2 separate regions of the Homo sapiens genome follow, and region 2 is linked to region 1. Evidence: chromatin contacts called from ENCODE Hi-C or POLR2A ChIA-PET data. All regions are on one chromosome and are shown on one strand. Each heading gives the region's core, a stretch centred on a gene start or an enhancer-like site at or near the end of the contact. The rest is flanking DNA. Distances are from core to core; before and after follow the strand shown. Region 1 overlaps MCC (MCC regulator of Wnt signaling pathway). Region 2 overlaps MCC (MCC regulator of Wnt signaling pathway).

Region 1 (6,566 bases), core at 4,067-6,566:
CAGAACTGCAACTATCTGATAGGGCAGCCACAACCATATGTGGCTCTTGAGAACTTGAAATGTCTGAATTTGAGATATGCTGAGGTGTAAAATACATACCAGGTTTTGAAAACTTGGTTAAAAAAAAATTTCATTAATAGTTTGAGAAAATATTGACTATATGTTAAAATAATGTAGACATATTATGTTAAATAAAATGTTATTAAAGGGAATTTCAGCTGTCTTTGTTCTTTTTAATGTGGCTACTAGAAAATTTACAAGTACATATGTGGTTCACATTACATTTCTGCTGGACAATGCTGCTGTAGCACCCGGGGAAAAAGCAGTGATGGAAAGAAGGTATGAAAAGTGGAGATACGGAAGACAGAGCTAGATGAATCAGCATCTGTTTCTCCTTGCAGGAGGAGATAAAGAACTGGGGGGCGGTGAGGGGAAAGAAACACTGAAATAATAGAGGAAAATTTCCCAGAACTAAATAAATACACAAAGCTTTTTCACACTACCAACGCTGAAGGAAAGTATTCCTGCTGAAGTTGGAAACAAGGTAAGAGTGCCTGTTTTCACCTCACTAGTTAACACTGTCCCGGAAGTTTCTAGCCAATGCAACAACATAACAGAAAAGGAAAGGAAGAGGAATTTTCCTATTCACTGATGAATCAATGACTGCCTAAGTGCTGTCTCTTAAGTGCTCTCTCTTCTCACTGTTTTGAAAGGCCTGGCACCAACAGGCCTTCTCCATTTCTGGCTTCCAAGACATGGGTAAAGTGGAACACATCAGCACCTTCTCCTTTTGGGAGCAGCAAAGAGAACTCAGAACAAAGTCTCCATGCCCAGGATAAACACCAGCTGGGGTGGGGAAAGGGTGCTTACCGACGAATGGCGTTGGTGAACTCCGCAGCCAGCTCATTCTCGCTGCACGTTGTCCTGAGTTCGGCTAGGGACAGAGCTGGGGAGGCAGCATCAGCACACTCCTGACAACAGCAAACACATTCCAGTTAGGCCTGAATCCAAGCCGGCAGCACCCTGGAAGCCTGCAGCAGAGCGCGGTAGGTGGCTCGTGCAGTGATGGCAGCAGTGTGGGCACCGGGTGGCGCCCTCAGGTCATGCCAAAGGGGAAAGCCTGGCAGCAAGCCAAAGAGGCCCCTCTGCTCCCAGACCGCTGGCTCCTTTTGCAGACTGGCCAGTGCGGTGGGGATGACACCCAGTATGCTCTGAGCAGCCGCTGATGCCAGGCACTGGTCTAAGCATGCCATATGCATTCAATCATTTAATCTCCACAAATACTCTCTGAGGCAGGAACTATCATTATCTCCATTTTACCAAGGAGGGAATGAAGGCACAGAGAAGTTATGCGGCCCAGTCACCAGCTAGGAAATGGGGGAACCAGGATTCAAACCCAAGCTGTGTGGCCACAGATCAATCTCTTGACCGCTAGGTAAAGCCTCTTGTAATCATACAAGACAAGTGAGAAATACCTGTGAATATCCTTGGTGCCCCATCCCACGTCTCCTTGGGAGAAAAGCAAACTCCTTTAGATTTAGGAGCCTTGCTGGGTTCAGTGTAATCATCAAGAAAACCCAGCAGAGGAGGAGGAAAACAGAAGTGCAGCCCACCCCATGGCTTAGCATTAGACAGGGACCTTGACATCATCTAAAGCAAATCATCCCACCCTGCAGATGAGGAAACTTAAGAGCCAGTGCTCCAAATCCTATAGTTAAGACTATTCAAAGCAGTGACCATGCCTGAGTGCTCTACATTCCATGCACAGAGAGGACAGCAGCCACACTACATAGTACCATGGCTGGGGGAAGGCATTCATCGGATGATCTCTCAACGGACATGAGTGCTACCAAGCTGCAGACCTGAGAATAAAAAGCTTGTGATCTGTTGCAGGAGATGGAATGTAAACAGATATTTTTTTGTTTGTTTTTTGAGATGGAGTTTTGCTCTCGTTGCCCAGGCTGGAGTGCAATGGCGTGATCTTGGCTCACTACAACTTCTGCCTCCTGGGTTCAAGCGATTCTCCCACCTCAGCCTCCCGAGTAGCTGGGATTACAGGCATGTGCCACCACGTCTGGCTAATTTTGTATTTTTAGTAGAGACGGGGTTTCTCCATGTTGGTCAGGCTGGTCTCAAACTCCTGACCTCAGGTAATCCACCCACCTTGGCCTCCCAAAGTGCTGGGATCACAGGCGTGAGCCACCGCACCTGGCCATAAACAGAAAATTTTATAAGATATGAGCTACAGAGAGGCACGAATTCAGTGCTGCAAGTCCAGGCATGTGGTCTCCCGAGGCAGTTCCTTGGCAGTGGCACTGCCAACACTTGAGTGCTCTTCCCTCTGCCATGCCCTCCACCTGGGCCGCCTTCCACCTCCTCTCCACCTACCTGCGCTCAGAGATCCAAGTCCCCTGTCCACCCTTGGAATCTGTTGAGATTCCCACAATACCCTCACTTTTTGTATATCCATTCCCATTTGATGTTAACATTTCGTGAGACTCCTTAAAGACAGGGACTGCTCTGTCTCATTCACGGTGCCTCTCACTGAATATACTTGGCAGTATCTGGTGCACACAGACGAGAATTTCAAAACCTAACGCAACTTGGATAAGATTTGGAATCCAGCTGTGCTAGTTGGAGGGAAGCTTTTTAAAGAAGCATAAGCACCCACCCAGTGGAGCAAGAAAAAAGGTTCAAGACTCAAATGTGGCCCGCCAGCTGCTTTTTATGACCCACAGGATAAGAATGGTTTTCCTATTTTTAAAATCATTTTAAAAAGTCAAAAGAAGAGTATTCTGTGACAGGTAGAAATTATATGAAATTTAAATGTCAGCATCCATACATAAAGTATTACTAGAGGCCAGGCACAGTGGCTCACGCCTGTAATCTCAGCACTTTGGGAGGCCAAGGCAGGTAGATCACTTGATGTCAGGAGTTTGAGACCAGCCTGACCAACATGGTGAAAACTCATCTCTACTAAAAATACAAAATTAACCAGGCATGGTGGCGCACACCTGTAGTCCCAGATAATTGGGAGGCTGAGGCAGGAGAATCACTTGAACCTGGTAGGTGGAGGCTGCTGTGAGCTGAGATCGCACCACTGCACTCCAGCCTGGGCAACAAGAGTGAAACTCCATCTCAAAAAAAAAAAAAAAAATTAAATAAAGTGCTACTAGAACACAGCCATGGCCACTGGTCTCCCTGTTGCCTCTGCTTTTGCGCTAGCATTGGACAATAGCAAAGCTGAGTGGCTGCAGCTGCACCCAAATGACCCACAAGCTCTACAACATTCACTGTGTGACCCTTCACAGAAAAGTGCTGACCCCTTCTCTAGATGCTCGCCTCATCCAGCAACAGCTAAGACCAGATGAATAGCCCAGATGGGAGATTTTATTCCAACAGTAAATGGATCTAGTATTTGAAAGGCAAGATAATCAGCTTATTTCATTACCTGAAAAACACAACATACTCTTATAAAGGTTCTTACTGTAGTGTTAAAAAAAAATCATCTGGCCTTTTCCATAGGATAAATTTTCTTACTTTTTTTTTTTGAGACAGAGTCTGACTCTGTCGCCCAGGCTGTGGTGCGGCTGCACGACCTTGGGTCACTGCAACTTCCGCCTCCCAGGTTCAAGCAGTTCTTGTGCCGCAGCCTCCCGAGTAGCTGGGATTACAGGCGCCACCACCATGCCCGGCTAATTTTTGTATTTTTAGTAGAGATGGGGTTTCACCATGTTGGTGATGCTGGTCTTGAACTCCTGACCTCAAGTGATCCACCCGCCTCGGGTTCCCAAAGTACTGGGATTATAGGTATCAGCCACCACGTCCAGCCAAATTTCCTTACTTTGAAGCCACTCCACATAACAGTATTTCACCCAGTCAAAATAAATACCAGGAACTAGGGGAAAATGCTCAGTTCATGGGCCTTCTGGCAAGAACCTGGTAACTCCATTCCTACCACACCCCAAGAACACACACAAACACTAGCGCTCTGTCTCTAACTGACTGCTAACAAACTCAAAAGGCAAAAAAAAAAAAAAAAAAAAAAAAAAGAGAGAGATTTTGAAGGTGTTTGTATGGAACCTCATCTTCCCGAGCCCCAGATACTTCCATGTGAACCCAGATACAGTACCGCATGGCTGATGCCCACCTGCACAGCCTGACTCACCTCCCCCAGCCTTGGGCAGATGGCTTCATAGTGCACTTGGCATAGTGACTTCTCTAAAGCCCAAACTGTATCACATCATCTCTTGCTGAGGACCCTTCCATGATTCCGCACGGCCCTCAAGATAACTCCAGCCAGTGCATCAACTCCACAACCCTCCGGGCCATTAAACGTGCTGTCCCATCAGCCTAAGGGCACCTCTTCTCTCCCCTGGCCCTCCACCTGCCCCTCTTCAACAGGCTACCTCCCACTTTCCACTGGGGCTCAGCTCAGAAGTTCATTTCTTCCAGAAAACCTGTCCTGAATCTCCCAAGTGGACATTTGTGTCTGGCTTCTGTCCTCCCATGGTGCTAAGAATTCAGCCTCGCACTGGGGACATTCTCTCACTGCTCTGCGATCACCCATTTGCCCACCAGTCTCCTCCTAAGAATGTAAATTCCTAGAGGACAGACTGCCTGTCTACCACAGAGCTGCCTCTAGCACCCTGCCTTGGTTCTGGCACGCTGTGAGTGCCAAATCACATTTATCAGCTGAATGGATGAATAAAAAGCAGCCAGGGTCTTGGGAGGGCTGGCCTGGCTGGGTGCCACAGCTGTGTCTTGTCTTGGCTCCTCAGCAAGTGGGAGGTGGAGAAGGGTGTAGCTGTGGCCATTTGTGAATCATGCTTCAGAGTTCTTAACTATGTAGGGAGTGACAATTCACTGTCACATGACATCAGTACTGTTCCTTCTTTCCCAGGTATATGGCTCTCCTGGAGACGATCCTGCACTTATGCTATGAGAAGCAGCTTATTAGACTAGCAAGTTGGCATATGTCTGCGAGTCCTGGGTCTGAAACAAATGGGGGTCAAGAGAAGCTTGCATTTATTAAGAACAGAAAAATATGATGCACAGAATATAGATGACCCTTGGACAAGGGATATAATTCTTTAGAGTCCACAGTTGTTTTTTTCCCAACACAGTATTTGGAAAATTCTGAGATACAGGATAATGGAATGAACTTGGATTCCAGAAAAAAAAAAAAACACCTGGGGGCTGATAAAAGAGTGAGTTTGCAAAATTCTATCACCAGACAGCCTGCTTTCAGATGATGTGGACTTCGTAACCCAAGGCTTCCTTCCTCCTCCTCTGCCGGCAGGCTGATTCCTGCTTACCACCCTGTGACGGTAGCAACGCCAGCAGGAAGGAGTCAAGGAGGAAATGCAGTGGAGAGAAGAGAGCCCGTTAGTGGATCTGGGCTAAATCCCAATTCTACCATTTATCAGCAGTGAGACTCCTCACTTCTTTGAGCCTCATTTTTCTCATGTAAATGGGGATAACTATTCTTTCCTCAGACCTGTGAGACTTAAGGGCGATAATAAATGCAGTCATTGGTACAGAAGTACTGTAGCTCCCCCTTAACTGCAGTTTTGCTTTCTGTGGTTTCGGTTCCTCAAGGTCAACCATGGTCTGAAAATATTAAATGGGAAATTCTAGAAATAAACAGTAAGTTTTAAATTGTGCACCATTCTGAGCAGCGTGATGAAACCTTGCACTGACCTGCGCCATCCCACCTGAGTTGCGAATCATTCCTTAGGCCAGCATAGCCGCAGTGTAGACACTCCCCACCCATCTGTCATTTAGTAGCTGTCTCCATTATCAGATCAACTATCAGTGTCACACTGCTTGTGTTCAAGTAACCCTTATGGCATGTAATAAAAGCCCCAAAGTGCAACATTAATGATGCTGACATATTGTTATAATTGTTCTATTAATATTTTATTAGTTGTTAATCTTTTACTGTGCCTAATTTATAAATTAAACTTCAACACAGGTATGTATGTATAGGGGAAAACGTAGAATATATAAGGGTTCAGTATTACCTGTGGTTTCAGGCATCTATGGGGGATTTTGGATCATATCACCTGTGGATAAAGGGGGCCCTATTATACCAATAAACCAACAAATGAGGGCTGCCGTGTGACAGAGGATTAGACGAAGGAGGTGAGAACAGTATCAGTGGACAACTGCAGAGATCACCCCTCTGATGTGACTGTGATATGTGAAAAGGTTCAACTATTACATAAAGTGAGATTTGGTATTTCTAAAATGTAGACCTGGTTTCATTACACTCAAAATGTCACCTTCTTAGATACCTACGAATGGCCTGCATTTCCTATGCAAATACAAGAACTGAGGCAGCAGGGCGGTGAGGTGTGGCCAGTGGTCACTGGGCAGTCACTGGGCAGTCACTGAGCCTAAGGGTGTCCCCAAGCCACTCCGGCCCTACCTTGCCAGGTTTGTCTTTGCTGCCGCTGCTGGTGGAGCTGAGGGATCGCATCCGCTGCTCCTTCTGCTCCTCCACCTCGGACTTCAGGTGCTCAATGTGCACCAGGTAGGCCTGCTCCTGGGCCTCCCGCGTG
Region 2 (6,566 bases), core at 1,605-4,104, 200 kb after region 1:
ATGTTGGAAGCCAGGCCAAACCTTGGTTTCTGGAAAACAATTCAAAGGCGCTGGCCATGCCTAGTGTGTTTATCCTTCTTTCTGTTTAAAACCGGTCACTGGCTCAATTGCCTCCTGAACGAAGTTAGCAACTCCCAGCCAGGAGCTCAGGCCTTGAGGACGGGCTCATGGCTCTGGGACACACCTCTCAGGACTGCCCTCCGTTTGCCCAATGCTCTAGCCAAGCAACAACATGGCAGTTCTTAGCACACCTAGCATTTCCTTCTCTCTTTCCTTGCTTCAGCTCTGCTAACACCCTTCCTCTGCTTCTGCCACCCATCCAACACCCGGCTTGAGCCAGATTCAAATTTTGTTCATGGAGCCATGCAATGGATTGGAACATCAATATAGTTCAATACCCACCAACAGTAAACAGATGACAGGATCCATTCTACACTGCAGGCAAAGTCAACACACACAAATCTGGTTAAGATGTGTCTTTGGATAGCATACATGGAAATATCAAAATTATCTAAATCTACATAATTGATTCTAATAGATCTGGCTTCTCTAATAAATTTGTAAATGGGAACATGCCTCTCTCACCCCCAAATAGCATATGTAATGTGGATGTAATTGTTGGCCTCAGCTAATGATATATTTTTAACAACACAAGGAATGATCATCCATATTTTTATGAAATGTAGATCTGTAAAATAAATACAGTTAAATAATCTACAAGTAGGTTTACAACTTAAAGCCTACAGGGACAAATATATTTTGATCTTCCAATAGCTAACACTTTGAGCAAATGGAGGAAATACTCCAAATTATGTAATACTCTATATAATCTCTAGAGTTAGAATGAGAATGTGTTTAACATGTGCTCTGAAGTTAAGCCTATACATTATGAAACTTTAGACGTTCCAGCTTTAAAAATAAAAAATAACAGCTTTAAATAACATTTCTAAATACAACATTTGGTTACTAGGAGTCTCTCATGATTGAAATTTACTTAGCCTGAAAGATGAAATGTCAAACTCCAAATGGAAGGAAACAAAATTAGTGCAAGTCTGTATCTACTCTTCCACTAGAAAAATGGTTTCACTAAGTGAGTTTACTGATTTCCACTCTTGGAGGCTAGAAGTAAAGATAGCTAAACAATAGGAAGAGGTGCTTCCCTAAAGTAATTAAGAAAACAATGTTTCACTTTACTACTATCCTCCAAGCACCAGATCTATATATTTGTATAAGCACAGCACTACCCAAATATATATAAAATGAAAATCCACTATAACAAATTTGTCAAATAAAATCTGAGCTTCTCCACTGTTGTTCAGGCAGCAATACTGCCCACAAGTATGAGAAACTTAATATTGATTAGCCATTGTGGGTTAAAAATTCCACAGAAGTGCCATATTAAATCATTCGGGTAGCTTTTGCTTCTGGAAAGCACATTCCAGCACTTTGGGAGGCTGAGGCAGGCAGATCACCTGAGGTCAGGAGTTTGAGACCAGCCCGACCAATATGATGAAACCCCGTCTCTGCTAAAAATAAAATTAGCCGGGCGTGGTGGCATGTGCCTGTAATCCCAGCTATTCACCAGGAGGCCGAGGCAGGAGAACGGCTTGAACCAGGGAGGCAGAAGTTGCAGTAAGCCAAGATCGCACCACTGCATTCCAGCCTAGGCAACGAGAGAAACTCCATCTCAAAAAAAAAAAAAAAAAAGTAATACTTTTTTCCCACTAAGGTTCAACCCAACCTTGAGGGACAAACCAAAGAAATATCTTATGTCCTCTCTCTTGTGTTCTCCAAGTCATCTGTTTTTTTTTAACCCAATGAAATATTTTAAATATCTCCACAAGCCATAAACAACCTAACTGGTCAGGGAAAAAGGTAAGCAAAGTAGAATTTAGTCCTTGCCACAACCAAGCCTTATGTCCTTGAAGCAACCAAGGACATAAGGCCAAGAAGAGGTATGCCACCAGGATAATAGCAGGTTTGGAATCCACTGTGAGAAACAAAACTCCTGGTGATTAATTTTGAAACTGTGCTACCACCCTGTAACCTTCCTAGAGAATATAAGGCTTCTCAGTTTCAGCTTCTCAGTTTCAGTAATAAATGTCTGACAAAGCCTCATACTTTTATTTTCTCCGTTTTTCATCCCTTCCCCACAAATGATGGAAAATCCAAAGGAATCCTAGCCATAAAGAACTCATACTGTGACAATTTAAAACCCATTCAATCACAGCAACTGCCACTTTGAAAGGAAAAAAGTCACCAGGAGTAGGGGCCAACAATGTAATCAACATCTAATGGGATCAGAAAGTGTATGGAAGTCTGGGCTTCTCATGACACTGAGGCCAAGGAGAACAGTATTACTTCAGAGGTTTCAGAAAAAGATCTTGTTATAAAGGCTTTTGAGATAAGGTCCCTGCCAAAAATATTTCCCGAGGGGAAGATGGGGAACAAAAAAGAATAAACTCTTGGTAGAAAAGAGAGACATTTAGATTTAGTTATAAAAGATGGCTTACTAGCAGAGAATTTGATAAACCATGGAAGGACAAGAGCCTGTAGCCAGAATTTCAGGACTCCAAAACAAGTCACATTCTAGACATTTTAGGGTTCTGGAGGCAGTTAAAACATGTTTCCACTTGCTTGTGGAATAATCTCTAATCAGAGGTTCAATACAATGAGATCCCTACCCACTGAAATATTTACTTTTTAAATTGATAAGCTGAAAAGTTCATCTTTTTTAAAGCAATTTCTCGTGAAGTCTCATCTTGATTTAGAGGAAGAGGGAAGTAAAGGGGAAAAGCCTACCCCACAGAAAGAGGGGAAGTGACGTTACATTGTGAAACTTAAGGGAGGAATTTCAGCCACGGCTCTAGGGCGAGGGGTTGTGTAGGAGAGAAGGAATGGCTTAATTTTTAGGAAAACAGGAAAGCCAAGTGACTACTTTGGTGAATGCTGGAGGAATGGAAAGCAGCAGCGAATCCTATTTTGGATACAGAGGCTGAGAGCCAAGTAAATGAATCCCAGGCGGAGATACTGTCTTTTGTCTCCAGCTGTCAGCTTTTTTCTTGAAAACTGTCTCATCACTTTCTGTGATTGTGGTTAGGAAAAAATCCTACTTTATCTTGTGAACTTTTTATTGTCTTCCTGAAGTTATGTGTTACTTCTGTAAAGCACTCTACTCTCCTTGTTTAATCATCACAACAGGGAAGGGGAGAGGCTTGCAATGCAGTGTTTCCAAATCCAATCACTGGAGTCATTCACATAACATTAGGTTTAGGACCTGAGAAATAGATTCTGAGGTCACAGACCAGCCCCCTTTATATTTAAGCAGGAGGCAAAAACTGAAGCTAGGAGAGATCCGGAGTCTTGGCAAGGCTCTCTGCGACTTCCAGAGGCTTTCTTCACTCAGTCCACTGTTCGGTCCATTTCAGAGTCTGCTCTTTCACCTTTGTCCTCAAATGGTTTATGACAAAGGAAGGTGCTGGACACTGGAAAGGTAACGTCTTAAGACATGACCCCTGCCCTGGAGTAGTTTACACATATGGAGGAAGGTAGGGCGTATACTTGAAAACATAAGTGATAATATGATTAGCAAAAAATCCTACAGGAATCCAGAAGTGGGGGTTTCATCAAGGGGCAACTGACAAAAGCTTTGTGAAGGCAGGTGCATTCAGTGGAAAGAGTAGACAACTAAGGTAAAGACCATGTTAAGAAAGGGAGGGAGATGGGAGAACTATAGCACCCCCAGCACACAAAGGTAGACCTTGGAATGATGGCTCATGATACATTTAAGTCAACAGAAAACTAAGTGAAGAGTAAAGAGAACAAAGCAGGAAAACTACAGAATGCTTTCAATGGCAAGCTAAGGAATTGAGACTATTTTCTAGATAGTTACTAAAGATTTCTACTGGTAGAAATTTCTTCACATGGAAGTTTTAGTAGAAATAAAAGTGGTATATACAAGGCAGCGTCTTAAGGATCACTCTGGAAATACAGTACAAGGTGGACTGAAGAAGGGCTGGAGGCAGGGAAACTGAGAGGAGACTCAGCAGTTTAGGAATGAGGTGATGGGGACCGGTCCACAGAGGGACAGATGGATGTAACAAAGGACGTCCTAAAGGAAAAGTAAATGGGATTTGGCCATCTACTGGATGTGGAGCAATCAAGGCTCTCAATCTTCAAGTAGAGATGTATGGGAGAATGGTGTCACCATAACCAGAGGGAGGGATGATAGACGGCAGCAGGGGAGTGTATGGTCACCTATGAAGATATATCCAACAGCCATTTACAAGTCAGATGCTGAACTAAAGCCCTGGAAAGCCATCAGGAAGCACAGTGTTGAGAGTCGCCCAAAACCAAGAGCCTAACCTTGAGGGTGAATGAGATATCCAAGGAGTCCCAGATCTCAGCCTGGGGCACACTTCATAGTTAGGGGGCTGGAAGAAGCAGAAGTCAGGGAAGGGGGCAGAGAAGGAAAAGCCTCAAAAGGAAGCTAAGAATAAAGAAAGCATATATCCTGGTTACTCCAGGCTGACGTGGGAGGATTACTTGAGCCCAAGAGTTCCAGGTTACAGTGAGCTATAATTGTGCCACTGCACTCCAGCCTGGGTGTCAAGAGTGAGACCTTGTATCTATTTAAAAAAAAAAAAAAAAAAAAGATCACACATAAAAGAAAGGCAGGAGGGAGCTTTACAACTCAGTAGTACAGTATTAAATGCCCAAGGAATCAAAGTAACAGAACACAGAAAAACACACTGGATGGGGTTATTAGATCATGGGCATCAAAGCAGGTACTATGCTCAGTTTTATGTTACTGTCACTTCATTGCCTCAGTAAATATAAAAATAAATTTTATATCTGAGTAAAGTCGATACAGGATGAGCATCCCAACTTTGAAAATCCAAATCCAAAATCCAAAACACCTCTGGCCCCAGGCATTTTAGATAAGGAATTCTCAACCTGTATATGAAGAGTATATGAAATTGGCTGCTTCCCAAATTTCCCTAGTGTTGAAACCCCGGTTGACCCTCTAAATGCCAAGAGACATAGTTCAAGTCTGGTTCGTCCAACATATTCACCAAGAAGGGTCTTGAATAGCAAAGCTATTTCCACCTTCCTATCCCATGTTAACGGTAGGGTTTTGATATAAGATTCCCCTCAGCAGAAACAGGACAGAACAATGTTCCCTGGTTCTCAGTGCACATGCTGCATGTGCTCTCATTCTCTCTCTCTTCTTTTTTTTTTTTTGAGATGGAGTCTCACTGTGTCACCCAGGCTAGAGTGCAGCGGCATGATCTCAGCTCACTGCAGCCTCTGCTCATTGCTGCCTCCGCCTCCTGGGTTCAAGTGATTTTCCTGCCTCAGCCTCCCGAGTAGCTGGGATTACAGGTGTGCATCACCATGCCTGGCTAATTTTTGTATTTTTAGTAGAGATGGGGTTTCACCATGTTGGTCAGGCTGGTCTCGAACTCCTGACCTCGTGATCTGCCTGCCTCGGCCTCCCAAAGTGCTGGGATTACAGGCGTGAGCCACCGCACCCAGCTCTCTCTCTCTCTCTCTCTCTAAACAATTGATTGGACACCACACTGTCTGTGGATCCAGAAACAGAAGGGTGAGCTGATATGGAAGAAAACAGAGTCCCTGTTGTTTACTCTATAAAAACCATTCTCCTTGAAAGATGCCAATCACAACAGTATCAAGATCTGCTCAGAACCAAATAAAACACAGAAAGCTCAGGGGGTCAGCAGAGGGATGAGGACAGTGAGACTTACCAACTTTACTGAGATGAAGTCAGAAGAAAAACAATTCCTTATATCTCTGCATTGTGCAAGCTACATGCTACTCACTGTTTTCCTTCACAGCTTTCTGTGGAGACAAGATTTCCTTTTACGTCTGCCAAACATATGCCCTGTACCTATGTTGTGATCCCATTCATTCCAGCCTCTGCTCAGCTGCTGTTCCATTAGTTAATATTTTCTCTTCTGTGCCTCTTCTCTCCTTTCCTCTTGGCTCACCCCCCAAAAATAAGCAGGTAAATCTGGCTGTCTCTGTATATCTGTGTGTTTGGGGTGTATAAAACTCCACCTGCCACTGTTGGGTTTCAGGGCAGAGAGCAGAGCTAGTCAGAGCAGCATGCTTCATCTCCCTTTCAAACCTGCTCACCCAGGACCAGGGCAGGACAAATGTATCAGACAGACGAAGTTGGCCTTCAGGCCCCCTTATCCACTGCTCCTTACTCTGGTATCACCCTCTACCCCCACGCCTTTGGTTTTACCATCTACTTAACTAATTCTCTGTGACTCTAAGATTTGCCATGTTAATAGCCTCTTCAGACTCCAATGCACAGTTTCCAAGAAGCCAAAAAAGTGGCGGAGGGAAATAAGAAATATAATGCAGTATTTCAGGAACCACCACCAAATAAGAAGAAACATCTGAAAGGAAAAAAAACTTCCTTGGCATGCTGAAACCCAAATGGAAAAGACTGTCTCCCCATAAGGCCAGCTTTGCTTCCCATAGTGTCTGAGGTGTACTGCAAACAGCAGGAGTTGAAGATGGTCAGTGAAGACCCA

Evidence for each region. Hi-C counts contacts between places; a loop is a spot of excess contacts on that map. ChIA-PET counts read pairs that join two places held with the same protein, here RNA polymerase II (POLR2A). Pooled maps may share reads with other maps.
Region 2: a loop to region 1 is called in a pooled map, with 2.2 times the contacts of the local background. The contact joins two enhancer-like sites. A Hi-C loop is called at or near these places in 1 of 50 pooled maps. POLR2A ChIA-PET finds 5 or more read pairs at or near these places in 2 of 52 experiments (Panc1 and activated naive CD4-positive, alpha-beta T cell).

What each region holds. Positions count from the first base shown.
Region 1 is chr5:113,042,660-113,049,225 of GRCh38, forward strand. It overlaps MCC (MCC regulator of Wnt signaling pathway), which reads right to left. Exons shown (of 19, transcript NM_001085377.2): 16 at 6,434-6,566; 17 at 871-971. Among named protein-coding and RNA genes, the nearest start is that of DCP2, 69 kb to the left of the region's middle. RefSeq lists an enhancer at 1,047-1,585. Within about 2 kb of position 5,317, at least 5 of the 41 ENCODE cell types and tissues checked have a DNase peak (open chromatin) inside an H3K27ac peak, as active enhancers do.
Region 2 is chr5:113,243,602-113,250,167 of GRCh38, forward strand. All of the region lies in intron 3 of MCC (MCC regulator of Wnt signaling pathway), which reads right to left. Among named protein-coding and RNA genes, the nearest start is that of TSSK1B, 190 kb to the right of the region's middle. RefSeq lists an enhancer at 1,009-1,784. Within about 2 kb of position 2,855, at least 4 of the 41 ENCODE cell types and tissues checked have a DNase peak (open chromatin) inside an H3K27ac peak, as active enhancers do.